Regions from separate parts of the Homo sapiens genome. Here regions 1, 2, 4 and 5 are each linked to region 3. A link is a loop called in an ENCODE intact Hi-C map of the cell type or tissue named here. Cell type or tissue: gastrocnemius medialis. All regions are shown on one strand. Region 1 overlaps XPR1 (xenotropic and polytropic retrovirus receptor 1). Region 2 holds the start of KIAA1614-AS1 (KIAA1614 antisense RNA 1). Region 3 has its middle 7.5 kb from the start of LINC01732. Region 4 has its middle 4.3 kb from the start of IER5. Region 5 overlaps MR1 (major histocompatibility complex, class I-related).

Region 1 (4,000 bases), 290 kb before region 3:
CATAAGTCCCTCCCTTTTTCATAGTCTAGTCTTGTTTCCCTTACCCCCCCACCACCACCTCCCCGCAACACCATCTTTCCCTATTTTAATATTCAAGCCCTTAATTCTTTGTTTTTGTTTCCATGAGTGGAAACTTGATACACTGGGAGGTTTACAGGTAGCAGAAGTATGTTACAATTTCATAAGTACTTTGATCTACCCCATTTTGCTAAGGCGATTTGTGTGGAACTTCTTCCGCCTGGAGAATGAACATCTGAATAACTGTGGTGAATTCCGTGCTGTGCGGGACATCTCTGTGGCCCCCCTGAACGCAGATGATCAGACTCTCCTAGAACAGATGATGGACCAGGATGATGGGGTACGAAACCGCCAGAAGAATCGGTCATGGAAGTACAACCAGAGCATATCCCTGCGCCGGCCTCGCCTCGCTTCTCAGTATGTATGGCTTCTACTTCTGTGAGGCATATTTCCTTTGAGTTTTAGCATTGGGTAGCATGTAAGCTAAAAAGCTATCAGGTTGAACCAAATGAAATTGCCAATACTCAGCCATTTTTCACCTACAAAAAAACAGTAATAAGCAGCAATTCCATATGATACAACCTATGACTGTCTAAATGAGCACATAGAGTAAATGTCATCAGTGCATAACCTAGTAATTTGGCACTAAAGATCCACTGTCTGGAGGAAAAGGTTGTTGGAGAGTGATTTATTAATACTTGACTCTTCTGTGTGTTGTGTATGCAAATAATTTTTATGTTATAAACTTTAGGAATCCTGCCATCTATGCCTTGACCAAATGACTTAATTTCTGTTTTCTGCCCCCATCTGTAAATTGAAATTAATATGGTTCTTGCTTATAGGGAGGTTAAGTGGATTATATTCATTATTACATAGAACTTGGACCAGTTCCCTCACAGAAAGAGCCTACTAAGAATAAACTATTACTATTTTTATCTTCTTATTAAATACCTACAACAATATTTTTATCAGTCATTGACTACGTATGTTGCTAAAAGTTACCATAAATGTACAGTATATGGTGACTGCATATGAAATTTAGAGACAATAGATAGCACAGTAGATTGGAATGAAGGAGGCTTAGGTTGAGGATGAACGGTTTTCTAAAGGATAAGGGAGTGAATAGACTAGAGACACAGTAAAGAACATAAAGGTAGAAATGAAGTGCAGAAAGAAAAACCATGTGACTAGAATTATAGTAAGAATAATTTTGCTGAATAGATGAAGTATGATTGTAAAAGGCTGAAAATGCAAACTTGATCTTGTAGGCAGGAATGAGTCACAGATAATTTTTTTTTTTTGAGATGGAGTCTCGCTCTGTTGCCCAGGCTGGAGTGCAGTGGTGCAATCTCCACTCACTGCAAGCTGCACCTCCTGGGTTCACGCCATTCTCCTGCCTCAGCCTCCCGAGTAGCTGGGACTACAGGCGTCCGCTACCACACGCAGCTAATTTTTTGTGTTTTTGGTAGAGATGGGGTTTCACCATGTTAGCCAGGATGGTCTCGATCTCCTGACCTCGTGATCCGCCCGCATTGGCCTCCCAAAGTGCTGGCATTACAGGCATGAGCCACCGCACCCAGCCACGAGTCACAGAGAATTTTTCTGTAGAAGAATGACATTGTGAAAGTAGTATCCTAGGAAGTTTTAATAGCACTGTGTAAGATATATTAGGCAAGGGAAAAACTGAAGGCCAGAAAGCCAGATGAAAAGCTATGCAGTACTTCAATGTATGGGGCAGTGAAAATTCAGATCAGGATGCTTACTGTTGGACCAGAAGGAACATAAGGAGATGTTTTGAAGGAAGTAAGAAACAGGAGGTAGTATCAGTAACTCATTGGATATAGAGGAGTAGAGTAGAACCTGCTGAACTTTAAATAGAGATTTGGAAGTTCTCTGAAGAAGGCAGAGAAAAGCAGAGAGCAGGGAACTGAGTCTTAATCCCTGGCTCAACCATAGTAGCCAGGGAACAAACACAGACAAGAGAAAAAAAGAAAATAAACAAAAGAGGTAGGAATAGTCAGGGAGGTAATAGGAAGAGCATCAAAACAAAGCATGGTTGGTGCTGTGATCCCAAGGAAGCAGAGTTTGAAGAAGCTGGGGCAGGGGAGCACTGAGTGGGTCAGTGAGATAAGTGCCACAAAGGGCTGGAAGAAAATGCTAAGTGTGATTGGTGACCTCATTGAGCTCCTGATTTTGAAGTCTAATTATCCTTGTTAGTTACCAGCAGAGGGCAATCTAAACATATACTATTTCTGCTTAAAGAAGGGGCTCTTTGGCAATAGATTATTCTGTTCCATTTCAGGTGTTTAACGGAGAAACTCTGGGAAACCAGATTGCACCAAGAGTAAGACATTAGGAATGGAACAGTTGGTGTACAGCGGAGAGAGCAGGGAATCCAAAATAAGATCTGAGTTTCAGTACTGACTTTATCACTCATGCAACCTTTAGCATATCCTTAATGTGTGTGGTTTTTTTGTTTGTTTGTTTTTTTGAAACAGTATCTCGCTCCGTTGCCCAGGTTGGCTCAATGCAGCAGCACGATCATGACTCACTGCAGCTTCAACCTCCTGGGTTCAAGCACTCCTCCCACCTCAGCCTCCCAAGTAGTTGGCACTACACGCCTGCACCCCTCTGCCCAGCTAATTTTTTATTTTTTATAGAGACAGGGTCTTACTATGTTGCCCAGGCTAGTCTCAAACTCCTAGCCTGAAGAAGTCTTCCCTCCTTGGCCTCCCAAAGTGCTGGGATTACAGGCAAGAGCCACCACACTCAGCCACCTGATTTTATTGTTGGTATTTATAGTGGTAAATGGTTTATGTTGGGCTGAAATGTGCTTCACTGTAATTTCACTATAACTTTAACAATTTGATCCTATTTGGGCTCTCTCACATAACTTATAATGAGTCTCCTCCCTCTTCTGCATTGTATGTTGTCAACTCTTTGAAGAGAAATAACTGTTATGCCTCTCCTTAGGTCTTCTCTTCTGCTGGCTAACTCTTTTGGTTTCTCATGTATGCCTCAAGTGGTGTTTTATCTTATCCTCATCATCCTTATCACAATTTCTTATATTTGTTTTTTGGGGGTTGGTTGTTTTTTTTTGGAGACATGGTCTCAGTCTGTCACCTAGGCTGGAGTGCAGTGGTGTGATCATACCTTACTGCAGCCTTGAACTCCTGGGCTGAAATGATCCTCCTTCCTCAGCTTCCTGAGTAGCTGGGGCTACAGGTTTGCACTATCATACCTGGCTTTTTTTTTTTTTTTTTTTTTTTAAGACAGGGTCTCACTGTGATGCTCAGACTGGTCTCAAACTGCCGGGCTAAGGCGATCCTCTTATGTCAGCCTCCCAAGGAGCTGGGATTACAGGAACCAGCCAGTTTCTTAAGTTTGTTTAATGCTTTTTTCATCCATGTTCTCACTTGATATGCATACTGTCTCCATGAGGTGAAAGTGGTATTCAGTGAAATCGGTGTTACCATTCCTGCCTTACAGAGATGGAAACGGGCACTCAAAGGGTTAAATAGATGCATCATAAAATCAAAGTCAGGTGGCCAGGTGCAGTGACTCACACCTGTAAACCTAACACTTTGGGAGGCCAAGGCGGGCAGATTACCTGAGGTCAGGAGTTTGAGACCAGCCTGGCCAACATGGTGAAAGCCCATCTCTACTAAAAATACAAAACTTCGCCAAGCGTGGTGGCACATGCCTGTAATCCCAGCTACTCAGGAGGCTGAGGCAGGAGAATTGCTTGAGCCTGGGAAACGGAGGTTGCAGTGAGCTGAGATTATGCCACTGCACTCCAGCCTGGCGACAGAGCGAGACTCTGTCTCAAAAAAAAAAAAAAAAATCAAAGTCAGTACTCAAACCCAGATCACTACCTTCTGCGTTGCACATACCCTGCCATTGTTCTTGTTACCTTCCTCTGGTTGTGATCTAGTTTCTTAGTGTTTTTCCAATAGTATCTGAAATTGAATAGGAAACTCTA
Region 2 (4,000 bases), 210 kb before region 3:
GAATAGGAAGTTCAGGGCTGTTTTAGAACTGGCCAGGGTGCCAGCTGTGGTTAAAAAAAAAAAAAAATCCTGGAACCAAGAAACCCAACCCTCAGCAGAATCGGGTTTAAAAGAGTGTCAGGGCAGCTTTCATTGGGCAAGAACACTGAAGCAGGCCTGTGGCCCAGGGACAAGGTCGTGGGGGTGGGGAGGCAGTCCTGTGCAGTGTTGGGAGTGTGTTCCCCCACCCAGGGCCTTTGCAGCAGGAGCCAGGTAGAACCCTGTCTTCATGATGCCCATGGGAGGAGAGGGAGGGGCTGAGCCCCATGGCTCACAGAATGGGGTAGGGGGGTGGAGGAGGAATTAGGGGGATCTGGCAGGTGAGCAGAGGGGCCAGAGGAACAAGTGCTTGGGGCTTCAGGCTGTGAAGAGGGCACTGGCACTCTTCAAAGTGTAGAAATGAGCCCACAGCAAGAAACTTCAAGTGTGGAGAAACCCTGGCTCCTCCTATACTGCAATTCTTGGCCTAAGGTCACAAAACTGGAGAAATTTCATGTTGAGAAAAGCTCCTGGGGGCCAAAGACAGCTCCACTTTTCTCTGAAAAGGACAACTTGCCTTCCCAGGTGGGAGGAGGTGGAAGGGGGTGGCTGGGGCTGGGAGGACGGGAAAAGGCCTCAGGCGTATCACCTCCCGGGCTGGTGACATACTTAGTCCTTAAATAGTCCTGCCAGGTATGTCCTGCTCATTGTCTTCATTTTGCATAGATGGGGAACCAAGTTCAGCAGCAGTGACAGGGCATGCAATCCTGCCCCTCTGACTTGGGGCCCACTTTTCCCACTGCAGCTGCCTCCCCATGCCAGAAAAGGCTTGGTGCTAGGGGAGGGGCACGAGGCACGCGGGACACTGGAGGCTCCCAGGCCTCTGGACGGTGACCTAATTCCAAGGAGGCAAAGGCGCTGGCATCCCAGCTTCTCCCTGGGGCAGCCTGATGTGCAGGCCCTGCCTTGTGTGGAAATGGGAGGGGGCTTTGGTTCCTCCAGCCTCCTGTTTGACCTTCCCCAACTGCCTGCATCTGCCTGCCTGGGGAGCTGCTGACCTCGAAGGCCTAGGGCAGCCCTGCCTCACACACTGGAACATCAGAACCTTTTTTTTTTTTTTTTTTTTTTTTTTTTTGAGACAGTGTCTCACTCTGTTGCCCAGGCTTGGAGTGCAATGGCACAGTATCAGCTCACTGTAACCTCCGCTTCCTGGGCTCAAGTGATTCTCCTTCCCCAGCCTCCCAAGTAGCTGGGACTACAGGCGCCTGCCACTATGTCTAGCTAATTTTTGTATTTTTGGTAGAGACAGGGTTTCACTATGTTGGCCAGGCTGGTCTCGAACTCCTGACCTCATGTGATCCGCCCGACTCAGCCTCCCAAAGTGCTGGCCTGAGCCATAGTGCCTGGGCCATCAGAACCTTCTTACTGAGAGCTTATTAACCAGGAACCAGGCCTAGGCCAGGCAAGAGCCCCCGGACTTAAGAAAGACCCGCAGCCTCAAGGGGCCCCAGCCCAGGGGGAGGCACACACACATTACAGCGCCGGATGCAGGGTATGCTGCAAGAGGAGCTGCAGCCGGTGTAGCCTGTGGGTAGCCTGTGGACAGCCTGGGGCCGTGATTCGTGGTTGGCCGGGTAGTTGGCAAGGGCGCCAACCGGGCAGGTGAGCACAAGCAGGGCTTTGTAAAACGAGTAGGAAGCTACAGCAAGGGCCAAGTGGCTCAGGCACAGAAACGAAGCAGCCACATGCAAAGGTGTGGGTATTCCCGGTGTCTAACTTATGTCCCTCCCGCGGTTCACAGAAGGCCCCTGACACTGGGACTACACGGAGCAGAAAGTGGCACCCCTTTGCCTCAGGCACCTCAGTCTCCTCGGGGCTTGGGGGCATTTTCAGAAGCCACCCGCAGAACCAGCGTCCCGGGCGGCGGCTGGTTTTCCCCTCTTTCCCGGGGGCCCCCCTCTGTCGCTGCGGGGTGCAGCGGCGGCGAGAGATATCCGCAGCTGGCACCCGGTGTCCCGGGAGGGAGAATCGGGGTCTGTCGCGGGCCCTGCGACCAGGAGGCGACTGTGCCCTCAGCAGCTGCCCCGCGCCCGCCCCGCCCTCAGGCCACTAGAGGCAACCTCGCAGCGACTCCGGTGCCCCCCCAAGTCTCCCTGGCAGGGCGGGCTGTCCCCACCGGCCAGGGCAGGCAGCGGGCGGCCGCTTGCTCTGCACCCGCAGACTCCGCGCCAGCCGCGCCTTCCCGGCCACGCGGCCGCCCGCGGAGTGTTCCCGCCGCGCAGACAGGAGGCGTGGGGCCAGGCAGCACAGCCAACAGCCTCTGTCCGCGTCCTCCCGCGGGGCCTCGCGCGGGCGGGGGTGAGAGGGGAGCGGCCCGTTGCGCTGCCTGGGGGTCGCCAGGGCCTTCGTGCCAAGGCCGCTTCCGCGAGGCGGGGTGTGTCCAGCAGGGCACCGGCTGTTAGAGCCGCGGGGGCCTGCAGCCTGAGGGTGGAGGGAGGGCGGGCTCGCGGGAGTTTTGCAAACCCCGCCCCCAGCACACGCGCGCACGCGTACACGCACACACACTGCTGGGCTCACCCTGCCTTTGAGAAACGCACGGCTGGGGAGGCGGACGGGGCCTACTGGTGCACCGCACGGTCCCGGGCCTTGCTGAAAGGTGATGTGGAGGCGGCGCGCCGAGCCAGACTGGGAGGATGAGCTGGAGCTGGCCGGAGGGATGGGGAGGAAGTGGGGCGACCTATGGACCCTCATGTCCGTGGGGCGGGGGCGGGGTGTGCAGGAATGAGTACCTGGTGCATGAGTGTCCCCAGCTTTCAGGCGTGCTGGAAAAACCGCAGGCCGGCTCGAATTTTGGAAACCAGTGTTAACCAGGACTTCAAGGACCTGCCTTCGTTGGGCTGTCCCTCGCCTTGCCCTGCCAGCTACGCAAATGTTCCAGAGCTCTGTTGAGGTCATTAAATCACCCTGAATCCATACGGCAACACTGCGAGAGAGAGACTATTATACCAGGCTAACGCACGAGGAGTCCGAGGCTCAAAGGTTAATTCACAGATAGATCCAAGGTCTGGGAGCCAATCAAAAGCGGAGGCAGGATTTGAACCTGGCCCTCTGTGACTTCCAGCCAGCATCCTTCCACCCTCCTGGGTCCCTCTGCAGCTCACCTCCCTTGGAGGCCCTCGAGCAGCTCTGGAGGCCCTGCTTGGCCTGCCCGCCACTGACCTTCACCAGGACGCAGGGGCTCTCATTTTGGTTTTTCTTCTGGGAAGTGGGGCTGGAGAAGAGCAGGCAGATCCCTTTCCAGGGCAGTGTTTCCAAACTGCAGGCACAATTCACTCATGGGTTATAAAAGCAATTTTGTGGGTTGAGACCAACATTAAATTAAAATAAAAATTAGAGTGCTTTATACAAGCCAAGGGTAGGTTAGGTTTTGAGAAATGCTTCTGCAAGTGTGTACCGAGTTGTAATTTAAAGTGGGTTATGGCTCTGTTCTGCGGGGAGGCAGAAGAAACCCTCAGGGCTATGGCCTGGCCCCTGGGGTAGTGGGGAAGAGGCCTCCATCCTAGATGCCCAGGTGTCCTGGGCAGCTGTTTGTTTCCACCTCTTTTCCGGGTGTGCCAAGAAGAGGCCTATGACCCAGGAGAGGAGGGCAATGATGCGACTGTGGACTTCTTAGTCTTCCAAACTGCCTCTGGGCACAGGATTCTTGTGTGGGTATTATTGGCAGGAGCTTTGTTTGTTGGCTCCTGGATCCCACTAGCCCCAACTTCACCCATCCATGCACCCACCTACTCTCTCATGCTTTATGCATGTGCCTTGGCTGGAATGCCTTTTCCCTGTCCCCCCACAAACCCCGTGGCAGCCTTCAAAAATATTAGAGGTGTCTGTCTCTGGAAGCATTCCCGATACTGCATGCTGACTTCGGCTCCTCCCCTTAAATCCCATAGGATCTTGTACCAAGGGCTCTTTATTGTGACTCTTTAGG
Region 3 (4,000 bases):
GCAAGAGCAGGAAAAACTGCCTTATAAAACCATCAGATCTTGTGAGAACTCACTCACGATCATGAGAACAGCATGGGAAAATCACCCCCATGATCCAAGCACCTCTCACCTGGTCCCTCCCTTGACATGTGGGGATTATAAAGGATTATAATTCAAGATGAGATTTGGGTGGGGACACAGAACCAAACCATATCAGCAGTCTTGTTTTGTTGATTATTGTATCTTGAGCACCTAAAACAGTGTCTAGGACATGGTAGGTGCTTAGAATATTTGCTAAATAAATAATCAATTCCTTAAAAAGTCAGTGTCACATTGCCCTACCATTTTCACTTCTTCTGAAGTGAATTCAATTCCTACCATTACATTTTTAGATTACATTTTTTGACTGCCTTTTTAGTCTTTCTCTTGTGGGAGTTATTATTAGTAATTTTAGTCTCTCTCTATGCTCATTCCCTTTCAACCTAGTGGTTTTGCAGTAGCTTCTTTTTGGTCCTCGCAGCCCCCAATTCAGAACCAGATTTTCAATTGTCAGCTCAGGTATCCATACTGCCATGATTTGGGGACGTTGCTGATCCCAACACTGAGCCAGGGGACCTCTTTGGCAAGGTTCCTCTTCAACTGGGATAAGAAGCTTTGTATAAGTCTCAGCCCCAGCATTTTATATTCCTGGTTCTTGGGTGTGAAAGCCCCACCCAGTTTCTGGACTGGGAACCCCTGGCCATGTATAGTTCCCCTTTTACCACAAGAGAAGAGAAAAGCTCCTGGCCACCTCTGCCTGAGTGGTGACCTGGAGAACCTATAGCACCATTTCTGCTGTAGAATTGTATTTCTGTGTTTCTCTGATCCTTGGAGATGCTGATCTTTTTTTTTTTTTTTTTTCCTGGAATGCAATGGCGTGATCTCGGCTCACCGCAACCTCCTGGGCTCAAGCGATTCTCATGCCTCAGCCTCCTGAGCAGCTGGCAGTACATGAACTTGCCACCACGCCCAGCTAATTTTTATATTTTTAGTAGAGACAGGGTTTCACCATATTGCCTAGGCTGGTCTCGAACTCCTGACCTTAGGTGATCCACCTGCAGCAGCCTCCCAAAGGGATGGGATTACATGCGTGAGCCACTGCGCCCGGCCAAGATGCTGATCTTCCGGAGCAAGGCTTGGACTTTCATTTTTAAAATTTTTATATCTTATGTATTATTGCTAGGTGTTTGGAGTGGTGGGGGGCACTTAAAGCATGGATTTACAGTACCATTGTGCCTGGAAGGTGTTTGTGTCCCCCATTAAACCTATTGGAACAGCAGGCCCGCGGGGTTCACTCTGGAATGGCTGCAATGCTGACGTTGGAGGACATGTTAAAGCTCACCTAGCTCTACCTCATCTTACAGAAGCAAGGCCCAGTGGCTTGCTTCAGGCCCCGCATTTTGATAGCCTCGGAGCCAGGAAGGTAAACGTGACTCCGCGCCTGGGTCTTTGAACACTTGCCTTTGAACATCTGATGTTTTTCACGCAGAATGGCCTTCCTGCTTTGCTGCTGTCTGAGCCTCACAGTTTAAGGGTCAGCTCTAGTTCTACCCAGTTTTCTGTAGTCTTTTCTTCTTCCCCAGGCATATGGCACTTAAAAGGGAGGGAAAGAGCATGGGTTTTAATCATTACCTAGTGCCGACCCTGTAGTGGCTCTGCATGTGGGCTGGGCGGAGTGTCTTCACAGTTAATGGCTGTGTGAACGCTCACATTTTATATACGCCACTGCTCTCTAGTGGTCAACCCAGGCATCAACTCTGTAGTCTGGAACAGTGAGTAAAGCCACCCCAAGCCGTTCATAGCAAACATTAAGGTTCTCATAGTCATAACTTTCCTACCATTCATGGAAAAAAAAGTTCAAGTCCTGTTTATTTGGTCTTTCAAAGCCAAATATATTATATTTATTTATATAATCAGAAACTATATATCTACCTCTGTATGTAGAGGTACACACATTCTCCCATTGAAGTTGATCATTTAAGCACCACTGTCCCATAGAAATATCACACAGGGCTGAGGCCAGGCATGGTGGCTCATGCCTGTAATCCCAGCACTTTGGGAGCGTAAGGAAGGAGAATTGCTTGAGCCCAGCAGTTTAAGACCAGCCTGGGCAACATAGCGAGACCCTGTCTCTACAAAAAATAAAAAAATTAGCCAGCGGTAGTGGTGCACATCTGTAGTTCCAGCTACTCGGGAGTCTGAGGCAGGAGGATCACTTGAGCCTGGGAGGTTGAGGCTGCAGTGAGCCGTGATTGTGCCACTGTACTCCAGTCTGGGTGATGAGACTCCATCTCCAAAAAAAACAAAAAAACAAAAAAAACCCAGAAATATAACATGAGCCACATAGTAACTTAAAATTTTCTAGTTGCCGCATTAAAAAATAAAAAACATGTTAAATTCATTTTAATGATATAATTTATTTAACCGAATATATCTAAAATATTATCATTTCAACATGTAATCAATGTAAAAATTACTCACCAGATATTGTATATTCTTTTCTTGATAAGTTTTTGAAATCTGGTATGAATTTTACACTTATAGCACACCTCAGTTCAGACCAGCCTCACTGCAATTGTGGGTAGCCACATGGGACTAGTGGCTACTGCTTTGGACAGCAAAGGTCAAGGGCGGTGGTTTCCAAACTCCGTCCTTGCTCTTGCAATCTCCGGGGAGGGGAGAGGAGCTGAAGTTTAAGTTGATCACCAATGGCCAGTGGCTTTATCAATCATGCCTCATAATGAAGCTTCCATAAAAACCCAAAGAGACAGTGTTCGGAGAACTTCCGGATAGCCGAACACGTGGAGGTTCTTGGAGGGTGGCGTGCTCAGGGAAGGTATGGAAGCTCCATGCTTCTTCCCCCATACCTTGCCCTATGCCTCTCTTTGTTTATATTCTTTGTAATATCCTTCATAATCTGGTAAACATGTTTCCCTGAGTTCTGTAAGCCACTCTGGCAAATTAATCAAACCTAAAGAAATGTGGAAAGCCCAGCTTGAGGATCTGTGACTGGTGTCTGGAGGAAGAGGGAGGCATTCTTGTGGGACTGAGCCCTCAACCTGTGGGATCTGATGCTATCTCCAGGTAGACAGTGTCCGAATTGAATTGGAAGATACCCCTGCAGCTCACGTCTGCTGCTGAATTGATTGCTTGCATGTTGGTGGGGTAAAACCACCGAGTATTTGGTCACAGAAGTCTGTTGTTTTTTGAGACAGAGTCTTGCTCTGTCACCCAGGCTGGAATGCAGTGGTGCAACCTCCGCCTCCTGGATTCAAGCAATTCTCATGCCTCAGTCACCCAAGTTGCTGGGATTACAGGTGTGTACCACCACAGCTGGCTCATTTTTGTATTTTTAATAGAGAAGGGGTTCTTACCATGTTGGCCAGGTTGGTCTCGAACTCCTGGCCTCAAGCTATCTGCTTGGCTTGGCCTCCCAAAGTGCTGGGATTATAAGCTTGAGCCACTGAGCCCGGCCAAAAGTCTTCTGTATTGATGTTGTTGGTGGTGTGAGAGCAGAAGAAACATTGTTCACGTTTGTTCCACTCACCTTGGCTGTTGCCACACACCTTGGAGGATGGCATTGCAATTTTGTGTGCCTCCTTTTAAATGCAGAGCAATGGAAGCTGATAAAATATAAGAAGAGAAAGCCACTGTTTTATGGGGAAGGTCGTTAATATCCTCCCAGGCTTTTAACAGGCCTAAATCTGAGGTGGTACTGGATCAGTTTGTCCCATTTCATGGGGCTGAGGGACAGAGGGGGAAGAATCTTTTTTGGGAGCAGCAGTTTTCCCCTCTGTACTCTGGAAGGAGCATCTTCTTGCAGTTGCTCCAAGTTGCAGACTGGTCTCAGGGTCCTCTCATCTCTAATTGGTGTCCCCCTTGGTTCATCTGTCTGACTGCATGTCCTAGCAAGTCACAGTCCTATCCCAGGCATCAAGGCTGAATTTCAAGGTGTCCTTAAGGTATGTCTTCTGGTCACCCT
Region 4 (4,000 bases), 83 kb before region 3:
TCAATTTTTAAATTTAAATGGATTAAAATTACATAAAACGTAAAATGCAGTTCCTCAGTTGTACTTAACACATTTCATGTGCTCACTAGCCACATGTGGCTAGTAGCCAATGTAGTGAACAGCACAGGTCTAGGGTTTTATATGGTGGTGTTTTCTCATTCTGCAGCTTGATAGGATCCTAGGCTCATTTTAATGAGTTTGATTGCTCTACCCTTATTGAAGAATCTGTTTTCCTTAGGAGTCTTAAAGGAGACAGAATCTGAAAAAGTTGATCATAAAAACAATTTAAGGTTCTCTAGTGGCCGGTGCAGTGGCTCACGCCTGTAATCCTAGCATTTTGGGAGGCTAAGGCAGGCAGATCACTTGAGGTCGGGAATTCAAGACCAGCTTGGCCAACATGGTGAAACCCTATCTCTACTAAAAATACAAAAAAATTAACCAGGTGTGGTGGCGCACGCCTGTAATCCCAGGGAGGCTAAGACACAAGAATCTCTTGAACCCAGGACGCAGAGGTTGCAGTAAGCTGAGATCCCACCACTGTACTCCAGCCTGGGTGACAGAGCAAGACTCTGTCTAAAAAACAAAAACAAAAACAAAACAAAAACCAAAAAACAGAAAAAACAAAAAACAATTTAAGGTTATCTGAACAAAGATTCAAAATTTAGTACAAGAAGGTGGGCAGGGTTGTAAGCAGTTTAGGAATGAAAATGGAGAGAAGGGAAAAAGACAGGTTTTGATGTGCATTCCTAGTCAAACACCATTTGAAAATTTAAAAATTATATAGAAAATCAAGCAGCCAGGGCCAGGCAAGGTGGCTCACGCCTGTAATCCCAGCACTTTGGGAGGCTGAGGCGGGCGGATCACAAGGTCAAGAGATCAAGACCATCCTGGCCAACATGGTGAAACCCTGTCTCTACTAAAAATACAAAAATTAGCCAGGCATGGTGGCGCACGCCTGTAGTCCCAGCTACTCGGGAGGCTGAGGCAGGAGAATTGCTTGAACCCGGGAGGTGGAGGCTGCAGTGAGCCGAGATTGTGCCACTGCACTCCAGCCTGGGCGATGGAGCAGGGCTCTGTCTCAAAAAAAAAAAATTAAAATTAAAATTAAAAAAAAGAAAAATGAAAAAGAAAATCAAGCAGCCAAGAGAAAAAAAAAAAAAGATGTACAATATCCAGAATAGTGAGAGAAAAAAGGAACAAATTAAAAAGTGGATTTGGGCCAGGTGCAGTGGCTCATACCTGTAATCCCAGCACTTTGGAAGGCCGAGGCAGGTGGATCAATTGAGGTCAGGAGTTTGAGACCAGCGTAGCAAACATGGTGAAACCCCATCTCTACTAAAAATACAAAAATTAGCCATTGTGGTGGCATGCGCCTGTTGTCCCAGCTACTTGGAAGACTGAGAGGCGGAAGTTTCAGTGAGCCATGATCACACCACTGCACTCCAGCCTGGGCAACAGAGTGAGATTCTGTCTCAAAAAAAAAAAAAAAAAAAAAAAAAGTGGATTTGTCTGTTCTCAGAAGAAAAAAAGGAGTATCACTTACATAAAGTGCTAATAATGTATTTTTATAGATCTTTTCCCCCTAAATATTTAGTATGTCATACAAATGACTATTTGATTGCATAAGCAATTTTGACACTGCCCCTCACCCCCCACCAATTGAAAATGTCCTAATATTGAAAGGTAGGGACAGTGCAAATAACTTATTTTTCTTTCACCAACTCCCTTCTTACTAATTGTTACTTCTCACATAGCTACCGTGTGCATAATCTGTAGTGGGTTTGCACAGACTAGACGTAATTTAAGGCAAGTTAAGATCTTTAATCATCTGATAATAATACTTAGCCTTCAATTAGTTGTGTAAACAAGGGCGTAAATAGTGTCAACAGCAGTGGGCAGAGCAGCCTGTGCGACAGGAATCCACAGGCTTGAGCCCAGATAGCGCCTGAGTGACCTCAGACAGCTGTGGAAACAGCAGAGCCCAAAGCTCCTTGTACTAATCTGCCTGTGCCCAGCAGAGGGGTGAAAAGACAGAACAGACCTGTGGGAGGTGCTCTGGCCTTTTCTTCCAGAGCAGTTGGTTCCTCTGTTCTTCTGACAACCCTACTGTTTCTGATCATGCTGCGAACTTCTCTTTTCAACTGACAAAATCTCAGAGATGGATGATGGCAAATTCTAACTCAGTTCCTGCTTGCTAAATCTTAAAAGAATATGCTATCGTCCTGCTTTTTTTGGTAGGTGGAGGTGAAGTTTCCTGATCATACGAACTCGGGCCCTCCAGACATGAGTTCTAAAGGTTCCATTTCGTTGGCTCAGGATCAAAGAAAATCCTGATAATGACAGTGATAATGTGCAACTTGCAAGTCATCAGACATTTATTAAGCACCTATTATGTGGTACAGCAGAAAAAGCATTAAAAATTCAACAAGTACTAAGAGTGTACCTACTATGTGTTCAGAACTGTGCTAGGCACTGGTGTGATAACAATAACCATAATAACAACAATAACTAAGAATTATAAGTGTTTATATGGTGCTAGGAACTGTACTAAGCAATTTAGTTATTTTTATTATTCCCATTTTTCACAGGAGACTGAGGCACAAAGAGGTTAAATAACTTGCCTATATAAGCAAACTAAAATATGGATTTCCCATTTCACCTAGAGGTGAGATGACTTTCCAAAGGTCACACAGCAGTGAGAAGAGGAGCCAGGCAATCTAGCCCCATGACCCCACATTGGAGCTTTAAGTAGGTTAAATGTAAATGAAGATAATGATATCTACTTTCAGAACTTTATAAATGTGCTAAATAATGCATGTACTATGTCTAGCACAGTGCTTGGTAAACATTATTATTATTAGGAATTCATTAATCCAAGTGTATAATCACTCAGTATGCACTGGTACAGCCAACCCAGTTGTTAAAGTATTGAAATGTTTCCATGTCAGTTGATAGAACCTCTGCCCTAAGCCCGTGAGTAGCCCCCTTACTGGCCATGCAGCCCCTCTTGCAGGAGCCCTCCAAACCCCTAGCATTGTAAGGGCCTCCAGGACCCTGTTCTGATGGTTAGTGCCTGTACTGCACCAGCTGTTATGTATTTTCACCATATCCTGGCTACAAATATGAGCTGGGCTCCTGCCTTCAATGAGGGCATAGTCTGGGAGGGACACTGGGCATGACAGGAGAAAGTGATGAGGGCAATGATGAAGGAGTGTGCTGAGTACAGTGGTGGATGATGGAAAAGCTCAGCTCAGGCAGGTCAGAAAGCCTTCATGGAAGGCAAGAGGCTTGACACTAGCAATAACCTGCCTGGATGGGTGAGTGGGAGCATCCCAGATCATCACTAAAGTTCTTTTGTCTCTCAGTTTCCTCATTTTTTTTTTTTTTTTTTTTTTTTGAGATGGAGTCTTGCTCTGTCACCCAGGCTGGAGTGCAGTGGTGCGACCTCCGCTCATTGTAACCTCTGCCTGCTGAGTTTCAGCAATTCCCCTGCCTCAGCCTCCCAAGTAGCTGGGATTACAGGCACGTGCCACCATGCCCGGCTAATTTTTTGTATTTTTAGTAAAGACGGGGTTTCACCATGCTGGCCGGGCTGGTCTTGAACTCCTAACCTCGTGATCCGCCCACCTCGGCCTCCCAAAGTGCTGGGATTACAGGCATGAGCCACCATGCCCTGCCAGTTTCTTCATTCTTGTTGCCTCCACCTAGTTCAGGTCTTCACAACCCTTTGCCTAAATTTCCACAAGAGCTTTATGTGTGCTCTTCTATGCACCAACTGTTCTAGAATCTATTCTGTGCTTCCCTTACTGAACAACCTTTAGTAAGGTCCCTGTGGTCCTATCTCCTCATCAAGGCACCCACAACCCACTATCATGCAGCCTCGGCCTCTGTTTCTAGCCTTTCCCACTTGCTTTTGGGCATGTGCCCAGCACAACTGCAAAGTAAGATGTTCCCTACACTGGACTCTGTTGCTCCTGCTGCTTGGAACTTGTGGATCCTA
Region 5 (4,000 bases), 130 kb before region 3:
TGTTCGGAGGTAATGTCCCTAAGAAATCACAGTTATTTGACTGGGAGCCATAGAGAGCTCGGGCAGTAATAACGACTGCAAATTCAAAACTGTGGCTTACTGTAGTTGCAGGATTTGTATTAAAAAGGTGTTTCATGCTTTTACAACTCATCTTGTTCTTCATTTCAGCCTGTGTGAAACTGTGAATTGGCGATATGGGTGGGTGTAATCAGACTGGGGGCTGGCATGAGATTTCTCATGCATTGCCATATGTGATTTGTATGTTTCATCTCGACATAACCAAGGTCAGTCTCTTGATATTACTCATAATTTTATGGCTGTATAAATCTGCTATATCAATCTACTTCATGAATGGTGGAGTCCTTCACAGGCGAGGTCTGATGATGGATAAGCTCCCTAAGCTGCCAACTGGGTTACTGTTAAAAAACAGACTTGCATATTATCTGCTTAGAAGTGACCTTGAGTTCAAAGAGTTAACATGAGAAAATATGGGCTTTTTCTTTAGACTTTATTAGATAGACTTCAGTCTGTTTCCATGGAGCTGTTGCCAAGGTATATGCCATAGAAATTTCTCCAAGACAATGTTTCACTCCCCTAAGGCCCTCTTCTTAATTGGCATTGAATCTATCTAAACTTGAGAAATTCAACTAATTTGTAGATTTTTCTTTTGACTAGTTGAAATATCTGTCTATTCTCACTTGACCCCAATCCTCTTACCCCACAGTATTGCTAAGAGCTGGAGGAAAGGAGCCTAAGTTAAAGATCAAACACATGACTCTTTGAACACTTATTTTAGGGAACTCAAATTGAGAAAGATGACAAAGGATGTTTTTTCTGATGTATGAATTTATATTTATCGGGGAAAATCTTTCAAGAGTATACATATTAAGTCACATTTTGTTATAACTTCAAAGGATCATTTTAGAAAAATAAAATTTATAAAATCGGGATTTTCTGGGAAACATAAGACATATAGTCATCATTGTGTACAGAGAGTACTGAGGGAAAAAAGACACCAGAGCTCATTCATTCGTTTTCCAAAACTCCACATAGTCCTACAGGGCTCACTTTCTTACTCCATTCACATCTCTGCTCAAATGCCACCTGCTGTGGTCCCTCTATCTAAAAGATCAGGCCTTCTCCTCTCCACACTCTCTTTTCTCTGCTTTACTTTTCTTCATAATCTTTATCTCCACCTGACCTTGTATTATATATGTATTTATTGCCAATCTCCTGTCTAGAAATTATCTCACAGGGCTGGGACTTTCATGTGTTCATTGCTCTGTTTCCAGCAGCTAGGACTGTGCTTATTGGACATTCAGAAAAGAATATACCTATATGAAGTGAGACATTGGCAACCTTCAAAAGGGTAGCCTCAGAAGAGTAGCTCACAAGCCAAACTTGTCACAGTCGCCACTTTTATGCTCTAAGTTCCTGTAGTTAGTTAGACATGTCATTAGGAGAGGGGACTAATGGTTCTTGCTGCACATAGAACCATCCATGAACATGGCCTGAGATGTGTCCAAAGGTCCCCTTAACTAAAAATATTGCCACCTACTTCTCCCCTCATTCCCACGATGCTCGAAATTCTAAAGAGTCATTCCCAGGAATCATAATCATTTTGACCTTATTAAGGCATTGGACTTCTTGAGAGAGCCAATAAATAATCAGACTGTGTTGACCTGGTTATCCAATCAGGACTCACGGCCACCTGTGTGTAGGAAGGTCTGGAGCCTGTGGCCCCAGGGACTGGGAAATCAGAGGCAGTGAGTCATCCTTGACACAAGGGGGCAGGAGAGAGCAGTGATAATCCAGGGGCTAGAAGCCTGGCCTGGAAAGCTTCCCCTACACTAGGGAGGGTTGGGTAGTCTCAAGGTAGAGGGACTTCCCATGGAGAGATCACAGTGTGATTCCTGGTTCCTTCACTTATGGATTCTGAGGATGATCTTGGGCAATTAATCTCTCTGCACCTATTTTCTTTTCTTTTTTTTTGAGATGGAGTTTTGCTCTTATTGCCCAGGCTGGAGTGCAATGGCGTGATCCCGGCTCACTACAACCTCCGCCTCCTGGGTTCAAGCGATTCTCCTGCCTCAGCCTCCCAAGTAGCTGGGATTACAGGCATGCGCCACCACACCCAGCTAATTTTTTGCATTTTTAGTAGGGACAGAGTTTCTCCGTGTTGGCAAGGCTGGTCTTGAACTCCTGACCTCAGGTGATCCGCCTGCCTTGGCCCCCCAAAGTGCTGGGATTACAGGCATGAGCCACCACACCCGGCCTCTCTGCACCTATTTTCTATCTGTGGGTTGGAATTATAAGACCTACCTCAAAAGTTTGTTAGAAGAATAAGTGAAACCCATGCTTATCAAGGGCTTAAAATGGTACCTAACACAAGGTATGTGCTCAATAAACAAATACAGTTGTGATGACTATGATTAAGATGCTGCTGCCCTTTATGCCTCATTGAAGGCCCATCTGATCTGCCACCTCCTTGGAACATTTCCCAGTGGATCCCTTCTCATGGGACCACGGTCTCTCTTCTCCTAGTGGCTGGAGCACTCCATTGGTACTCTTTTCTGGCGCTTGCTGCTTGTTGCCGTGTGTGGTGGAATTCATTTATTTGTTATGTGCTTTAGCTCCCCAATAATACTGTAAGTTCCTGGAGGAAAGAGCTGGTATTTGATTTGTTCTTCTCTTCCTAACATTGCCTCCAATTCCTTGTACATAGTAGACACTAAATAAATAATTGCCCCCATGAGGCCGGGCGCGGTGGCTCACGCCTGTAATCCCAACATTTTGGGAGGCTGAGGTGGGTGGATCACCTGAGGTCATGAGTTCGAGACCAGCCTGACCAACATGGTGAAACCCTGTCTCTACTAAAAATACAAAAATTAGCTGAGTGTAGTGGTGGGCGCCTATAATCCCAACTACTCTGGAGGCTGAGGCAGGAGAATTGCTTGAACCCAGGAGGCAGAGGTTGCAGTGAGCCAAGATCATGCCACTGCACTCCAGCCTGGGTGTCAGAGCGAGACTCCATCTCAAAAAAAAAAAAAAAAGAAAAAAGAAAAGAAAAATTGCCCTCATGGATGAAGTGAAAACACTTCATCAATTATTTTACAATCCAGTGATTTTCACAGCCTTTTGTAAGAATGGCCCAACTGGTTAATGGACAGGTTAAAGGGAACATGATTTAGAACTATCAAGTAGCCATTGCACCTAGCCTAAGAGTTTTTGGTTGTGTCGTTCGGGTTCTCCAGCACTATCTGTCAGAAGCTGATGAGACTGGGCAGGAGATGCCTTTTGAGAAGTAGCTTGACTGGTTTAGACAGAATACCAAATTCTAAATTGTATATTTCAGCTTAATAAGTGAGTTGATGCTGATGATCTATCTGTTCATGGAAAGGGAGAGAGAGACTTAATTTCAAAATTATTAGGGCGAGAAAAGAGAAATGGAAGATTAGATCAAATGATATGAAATTGCCATTTTTATAGGTCAAAAATGGTAAAATATTGGCCTTTCCAAATGATTCGAAATCTGATTATGTCTGCAACAAATCCTGGTGGGATATAAATTATCACAAGTTTTAATGTACTAGGAGAGAGAGGGTACCTGGACTTTTCCTCATCTTTTCTGTTGTGAGTTACTGACTGAACATGTGTCAATCAACTTCCCACCACAGCAGAGGTAACATTTTAAAGGCCCAGCTAAGGAGCAAGCATGACTTGTTCCTGTGGAGGCACCAGATGGGTAACTGGGCCCATGGCAAATGAAGAGGAAGGGACTGTGATGTCCTGGAGCAGAGCCACGCTGGGCTGAACCAGTGGTGGATGGGTGTGACTGAAAAAGCAAGTCCAGCCTTTAGGTGCCTGGACTTTGAAGTCAAGGCTGGCTGGTGGAGAACAACTGTTTCAAAACCAGGCATCAGAATTAGATTGAAGTTAAAAAAAAAAAAAACCCAGAAAGAAAGAAAGACACAGCCAGGCACGGTGGCTCATGTCTGTA

What was found. Hi-C counts contacts between places; a loop is a spot of excess contacts. Peaks named below come from ENCODE experiments on the same cell type or tissue, not always from the same donor. Only the 100,000 strongest peaks of a DNase experiment are listed, where the experiment ranks them.
Region 1: it touches region 3 in a loop (5-fold over the local background); 94 of 110 quality-filtered maps call a loop at or near these places.
Region 2: a loop joins it to region 3, with 4 times the contacts of the local background. A loop is called at or near these places in 5 of 110 quality-filtered maps.
Region 4: a loop joins it to region 3, with 2.9 times the contacts of the local background. A loop is called at or near these places in 29 of 110 quality-filtered maps.
Region 5: it touches region 3 in a loop (8-fold over the local background); 41 of 110 quality-filtered maps call a loop at or near these places.

What each region holds. Positions count from the first base shown.
Region 1 is chr1:180,879,863-180,883,862 of GRCh38, forward strand. It overlaps XPR1 (xenotropic and polytropic retrovirus receptor 1), which reads left to right. Exons shown (of 15, transcript NM_004736.4): 14 at 214-435. Among named protein-coding and RNA genes, the nearest start is that of LINC02816, 25 kb to the right of the region's middle. In gastrocnemius medialis, a CTCF peak has its summit at 2,243 (motif pointing right); no DNase peak of the experiment used is centred here.
Region 2 is chr1:180,951,861-180,955,860 of GRCh38, forward strand. KIAA1614-AS1 (KIAA1614 antisense RNA 1) reads right to left here and starts at 3,027. Exons shown (of 2, transcript NR_145481.1): 1 at 2,808-3,027. RefSeq lists a silencer at 2,082-2,621 and an enhancer at 2,657-3,262. In gastrocnemius medialis, CTCF peaks have their summits at 2,072 and 2,279; DNase peaks (open chromatin) are centred at 1,681 and 2,601; H3K4me3 peaks cover 1,057 bases; H3K27ac peaks cover 1,599 bases.
Region 3 is chr1:181,165,016-181,169,015 of GRCh38, forward strand. No RefSeq gene overlaps it. Among named protein-coding and RNA genes, the nearest start is that of LINC01732, 7.5 kb to the right of the region's middle. RefSeq lists silencers at 1,717-1,766, 1,777-1,846. In gastrocnemius medialis, CTCF peaks have their summits at 1,770 (motif pointing left) and 1,969; a DNase peak (open chromatin) is centred at 1,726; H3K27ac peaks cover 536 bases.
Region 4 is chr1:181,082,413-181,086,412 of GRCh38, forward strand. No RefSeq gene overlaps it. Among named protein-coding and RNA genes, the nearest start is that of IER5, 4.3 kb to the right of the region's middle. In gastrocnemius medialis, a CTCF peak has its summit at 2,025; DNase peaks (open chromatin) are centred at 1,349 and 1,999; H3K27ac peaks cover 528 bases.
Region 5 is chr1:181,036,829-181,040,828 of GRCh38, forward strand. The region is part of intron 1 of MR1 (major histocompatibility complex, class I-related); the gene reads left to right. Among named protein-coding and RNA genes, the nearest start is that of MR1, 4.8 kb to the left of the region's middle. In gastrocnemius medialis, a CTCF peak has its summit at 1,790 (motif pointing right); a DNase peak (open chromatin) is centred at 1,793.